Linked DNA regions of Homo sapiens: region 2 is linked to region 1. Evidence: chromatin loops called from intact Hi-C (ENCODE). Cell type or tissue: B cell. All regions are shown on one strand. Each heading gives the region's core, and the rest is flanking DNA. Links, peaks and the distances in the headings are about the cores only.

Evidence for each region. Hi-C counts contacts between places; a loop is a spot of excess contacts. Peaks named below come from ENCODE experiments on the same cell type or tissue, not always from the same donor. Only the 100,000 strongest peaks of a DNase experiment are listed, where the experiment ranks them.
Region 2: a loop joins it to region 1, with 8 times the contacts of the local background. A loop is called at or near these places in 6 of 110 quality-filtered maps.

What each region holds. Positions count from the first base shown.
Region 1 is chr10:119,305,304-119,308,202 of GRCh38, forward strand. The region is part of intron 1 of GRK5 (G protein-coupled receptor kinase 5); the gene reads left to right. Among named protein-coding and RNA genes, the nearest start is that of GRK5-AS1, 33 kb to the right of the region's middle. RefSeq lists enhancers at 764-843, 1,254-1,353. In B cell, for the core only: a CTCF peak has its summit at 1,532; DNase peaks (open chromatin) are centred at 1,108 and 1,448; H3K4me3 peaks cover 1,784 bases; H3K27ac peaks cover 2,402 bases.
Region 2 is chr10:119,393,674-119,396,572 of GRCh38, forward strand. All of the region lies in intron 3 of GRK5 (G protein-coupled receptor kinase 5), which reads left to right. Among named protein-coding and RNA genes, the nearest start is that of MIR4681, 17 kb to the left of the region's middle. In B cell, for the core only: no CTCF peak of the experiment used is centred there; a DNase peak (open chromatin) is centred at 1,738; H3K4me3 peaks cover 212 bases; H3K27ac peaks cover 2,500 bases.

The DNA of each region.
Region 1 (2,899 bases), core at 271-2,770:
CCTGGGGGAAGATGGGCTCAACATGACCTGCTTCTGGGGTGACACCTCTGCTCACTCACTTATTCAAGCATTCACTCGTTCACAGACATGTCAGAGGTCTGCTGTGTGCCAGGCACATGTCCTAGGCACTGATGAGCAAAATGGACGTGGTCTCTGTCCTCTTGGGTGGAAGCCCCATAAAGGCATAAGTGAAAATTTGCTGACAAATTTTGATAGCTGCTTTTTCAAAGCCAGACACTGACTGAGGAGTGGTGGGAGAGAGCTGTGTGGGTATGACTTGGATTGATTGATTGGGGATGATCAGGGAAGGACAAGACCCTAAGACCTGAGGACTTGGCCGGGTGAAGTAGGGGCAGCAATAAAGTGCCACTCCCCGGGAGACACGTGTAAGTGCCCAGAGCAACGTCATTTGAGAGGTAAAAACCTGGAAGACCTAACCTACGTGTCTCTCAACAGGAGAGTGGATGGAGGAATTATTTTGACAAAACCTGTGGGTATGCAGGTTTAAAGAAATTTTGTTCCCATTCTGTAAGCTTGAAATGTTTCATTGCAAAAAAGTGATTCTGGAAATGTGTATCTAGCAGAGGAAATGACATATGCAAAGGCCCTGAGGCAGAAAATAACTCCCAGTGAGGAAGCAGGTGACGGCCTGACCACTGTACTTCCGGTATCTCTGCTCTCAGCCACCCCTGAGACCATGGAAAGGCTCCGTGTTGAGCCCTTGGAAGGCCTCCCTGGGAGTCCTGGGTGTCAGCTGGAGGACTGTGTGATGGTGAGGGAGTTGAACCACTGGGGCAGTGCCCGCCTGGGCTGGATTTGGGGGAGGGGGGAGCCTTTTGGATGAGTCAGTCCTCTCTGGTTGGAAACAGCAGAGTCTAGTTGAGGCTCTGCCAAGGACCCGTGGTGATTCTTGTCGCCTTTTGTGGAGAAATTTGCCCGCTAACAGGCCATCTGTGTGAGGTGAGTCACTGTTTCCCCCGTTTTGTTGATTGCAGACACCTCTGTGTGAGTCTGTTCAGCCTGAACTGCACACACCGATAAACTTCAGTGCCTGGATGAGCAAGCTTCCTGTGTGCTTCAGCTTGGGGCGCATGTGCGCTTCTTCTAGGATTTTCTGAAACTTGGTCAGGGGCTCCTGGATCATGATTGCAGATTGAGAGCCACTGAGCCATTCCAGGTCCTGTTTTCTGATGTGAAATGGAAGCCCAGAGTGGGGATGTGTCCAAACCCACACTGAGATCACACAGCGAGGGAAGGAAGCCGGGGTCCTGGCTGACACTTGCGGGGCAGAGCACCTTCTCTTGGCCCCGAATATGGATTTTGGTGTCCCTAGTCAAGATTTGTTCTGCTGACTTCTCCTGGGGAAAGAGGTGTCACGTCTGCCTGAGCCCCTGAGCCTGGTGGGTGGGGTGTGAGGATCTGGCCGGGGCCGCTGCACCTGCAGGTGTTTCCTGCAGACATTCTGCTGGGGAGCACTTCCCCTCTTCTCCCTCCAGGTGACTCACTGGGTGCAGTGTCCTCTAGCGTCTACTGGGTGCAGGGCACTGGGGAGACATGGGGGATGCTTCTTTGGGCTCGTCTGTACTAGGTATGGTTATAGGGTACTGGGGGTTGCCTAAAAAAATGCTGTGTGACCTTGATGGCTCACTTTTTCTCCCTGGGCCTCTGTGTCTCCAGCCGTCAGTGAGGAGCAGGCGTGGGTGATCAGCAAGGTTCCTCTCAGCTCTGATGTCATTCATTCTGAGTTAGGTGGAGAGTAGGGGATAATTGCAGCCCTTATTCACTGAACTTTCTTAACTATGCTAAATGCTTTACGTGCATCAGCTCATTGATGCCTATATCTATGTGGTTACAGAGGAGCCAGTTGAAGCACAGAGAGGTTGAGTAAATTTCCTGGAGTCACACAGCTAGTAAATTACATACCTGGGTTTAAACCCAGGCAGTCTGGCCCTGGAGCATGCAGTCTTAATCACTGCATGATTAAGGCTGAATCATGGTCCCCTAAAGATGTCGTATCCGAATCCCTGCAACTTGTGAATATGTTACCTACCTGATAAAAGGGCCTTTTCAGATGTGATTAAGTTAAGGCTGTTGAGATGGAGAGGTTATCCAGGGATATCAGGTGGGCCTGATTAGAGGGAGAGTGGACTGTGCCTGTGAAAAGGAGTTCAGAGTGATGCAGCTTGAGAAAGACCTGACCAGCGACTGCTGGTTTTGAAGGTGGAGGAAGGGCCATGAATTGAGCCAAGGAATAGAGGTGGCCTGTAGATTCTCCCCTGGAGTCTCCAGAAGGCACACTGCCCTGCCGACACCTGGATTTAGCCCGGTGAATCTGATTCCAGACTTCTGACTTCTAGAACTGTAGGATAATACATTTGTGTCTATAGCACTCCATTTGTGCCGTTAATAACTTGTTACTGAAGCAAGAGGAAACTCATGCAGCCATGCTCTACTCTGGTCTCCTGGTGGCGAGCCCTCCTTTCTGCATACACACTGGATTTTGAATTCTGAGGGGTAACAACCTCATCTTGCCAACAGAGCCCTCCTTGGCCATTTCACAATTCAAGAAGCATTTTCTAGGAAGCCTTTTAAAGCCCCACTGCCTTGCCCCAGCTTGCTCTGTTGTGTCACAGGAATGAGGTGGGGAGAGGACAGAGGGAAAGGGTCATGGGGAACCTGGGGCCCCAGCCTATACCCTGCCTCTATGAGGCTCCATCTGAGCACCCACCTCTCCAGGCATCGTCCTTGGTCCCCTGGGAGTGGGCACCCATGGCGGGTCTGCACTGTATGCCCAGTGCGCCTTTGTAGGCCGAACCTGCAGGGTCAGAGCTGGGTCTAAGGCTGCTCCCCAGGTCCTTGCAGGAACATAAGTGCCCGGGTTTATCTTTGGGCACTAGAG
Region 2 (2,899 bases), core at 281-2,780, 88 kb after region 1:
GGCTCTAGAGTGCTCAGCCCCTTTGGAGACGCCACTGCTGCCCCGTCGCTTGCTAGCTGTGCTGTATTGGAACCTCTTAGACCCTTAGTTTCTTCATCTGCAAATCGGGACTAATAATACCTACCATGTAGATATAATAATAATACCCTGCCATGTAGGGTGAGCCTGGAATCAGCACTCCATATGGGGTGTGTGTCTGTGTGTGGGTGTCTGTATGTGTGTGTGTAGGGGTGCGGGTGTGTTTGTGTGGATGGGTATCTGTGGGTGTGTGGTGTTTGTGTGTGGGTGTCTGTGTGTAGGTGTGTGTGGGTATGTGTGTGTGTGTCTGGGTCTGGGGGGGTGCGGGTGTGTTTGTGTGGATGGGTATCTGTGGGTGTGTGGTTGTGTGTGTGTGTCTGTGGGTGTGTGTGGGTATCTGTGTGTGTCTGCGTCTGTGTGGGGGGTGTGTGTGTGTGTGTGGGTATCTGTGGGTATGTGTGTCTGTGTGTGGGTTTGAGTGTGTGTGTGGGTGTCTGTGTATGGGGGTGTGTATCTGTGTGTGGGTACGTGTGGGTGTGGGTGTGTGGGTGTCTGTGTGTGGATGTATCTGTGTGTGTGTGGGCGTGTGTGTGGGTGTGTATCTGTGTGTCTGTGTGGGCACGTGGGTGTGTGTATCTGTGTGTCTGTGTGTGGGCATGTGGGTGTGTGGGTGTGTGTGGGTGTCGGTGTGTGTATCTGTGTCTGTGTGTGGGCATGTGTGTGGGGGTGTGTGGGTACGTGTATGGGTGTGTGTATCTGCTTAGTGGGCACGTGTGTGGATGTGTGTGGGTGTGTGTATCTGCGTGTCTGTGGGCACGTGTGTGTGGGTGTGTGTGGGTGTGTATCTGTGTGTGGGGGCACGTGTATGTTTGGGTGTGTGTGTGTCTGTGTGTGGGTGTGTGTCTGTGTGTGGGCACGTGTATGTTTGGGTGTGTGGGTGTGTGTGTGGGTGTGTGTGTGGGTGTGTGTATCTGTGTCTGTGGGCACGTGTGTGTGGGTGTGTGTGGGTGTGTATCTGTGTGTGTGGGGGCACGTGTATGTTTGGGTGTGTGTGTGTCTGTGTGTGGGTGTGTATCTGTGTGTGTGTGGGCACGTGTATGTTTGGGTGTGTGGGTGTGTGTGTGGGTGTGTGTATCTGTGTCTGTGGGCACGTGTGTGTGCACACATGTGCACTCAGGTTTAGGAGAGCGACAGGGGGCACAGAGGAAGAAAATAACAGGAAAAAGTCAAGAAGAAAGAGCCACCTTAAAGCATCTCAGGAATTCATCTCTCGAGTCAAATCATCAAGAAGTGCCCAGTCCCTCAAGGCTCATCTTGATGTGGAAGAGGAGTTGACCTCTGGGGAGAGGCTCTGCCCACGCGGCGCAGTGGGAATCCAGAGGCCAGCGCGCCAGTCCAGCAGCTGTGACCTTGGACCTTGGGCAAGTCCCTGACTTCTCTGAGCCTCTGTGTCCAGCCCTATAAAATGAGGGGTGGGATTCCTTACAGAACCACTGCCCTATCTCCCTGTGATCTAAATGATTGTAGTGTTCATGTTTCTTCATGGGAGAAAATCATTGGATCTTGGCTCTCCATTAGAAGAGAGAGGGCAAGACAAGGACACTCGCTCACTGTGGTTGGAAACGAGCCTGGCTGCCTCTGTGGTCACTGCGAGTGCCGCCTGCGTGCTCCCTTTGGCTGGCCTGGGAGGAATCGGACCCTAGACACTGAGGTGTGAAGTTTCCCTGAGGGCCGGCTGGGCATCTGACTGCATGGTGGGACGCCTGGGGAGGAGTTCGGGTCCGTCTATGCTGGTGTCATTTCCTTCCTCTTTTGAAATAGCTGTACTTTTGGACAGAGGCTGACAAATCCTTGGGTGGTGGATTTTGAAATGGTTATAAACAATTTGCAATTAGCTCTTTTGTCTAAATGAGAAAGGGCCGCTTACTCAGGCTTTTTATTGACTCGAGGCCCTTTATCCATGTGGCGAGTGCGTCAGATGTGAGCGAAGGAGCCCCTCTGGGATTCAGGGAAATTAAAAAGTCTGTTTTTTGGAGACCTCCCATCTTTAGAGCTTGGGCCCCCTGGCTTGGCTAGTTATCAGAGTCCTAAATTCTGTGGTGTGGTTGAGGAGAAGCCCTGCGCTTGGAGGTTCGAGTCCCAGCCCTGCCACCTCCCGCTGCATGACCCTATGCAAGTCCCTTCCCACCGCCGGCCCTCGGGATCTCCACCTACAGACGAGGGGTTGGGATGGCAGCCCCTGTTCTCCTGCGTCACTGCCCTGGCTCTTTCGAGGTTCAGATAAGAACATCTTAAAAAACCTGTGTATGTTCACTTTGTAAACTGAAAAGCTGGAAAAGACCAGGCATCCACATTATTGTTTATCCTTGCAAGGTGTAATAATCACAATGGCGGTAACTATAGCAACTGTTTATTATTATTTATGATGGGCCAGGCCCCAGGCCAAGAGCTTGATCACTTCCGTCTGTATAATCAGTGTATACCTAGGTGCTGGTACCATCTGCGTTTTATAGAAGGGTTAAGCAAATTGTCTACGATCACACAGCTTACAAGGTCTGAGTGACCTAAGGCAGCTTCTCGGCAGCCTTCCAGTCTGGTGGGCTGTTATTTTTCTGGTAGTTTCCTTTGATTCATCTAAGTCAGTGGTCTTCAACCCCGGCTGCCCAGGTGCCAGCCCTCATGGCCCACTGGAAAGCCTGGTTTCATGGGTCTAGGGTGGGGCCTAGCATCAGTGTTTGCTCAGGGCTCCCTGCTGATTCTGATGTGCAGTCTGCATGGAGCACCGCCATCCTGAGACCCAGCATCTGTGAGAGAGGGCAAAGTAGTTTGGACTAAACATCGGGGCTCCGTGGCCAGGTCTTCCCCCCCGGTTTCCTGACCT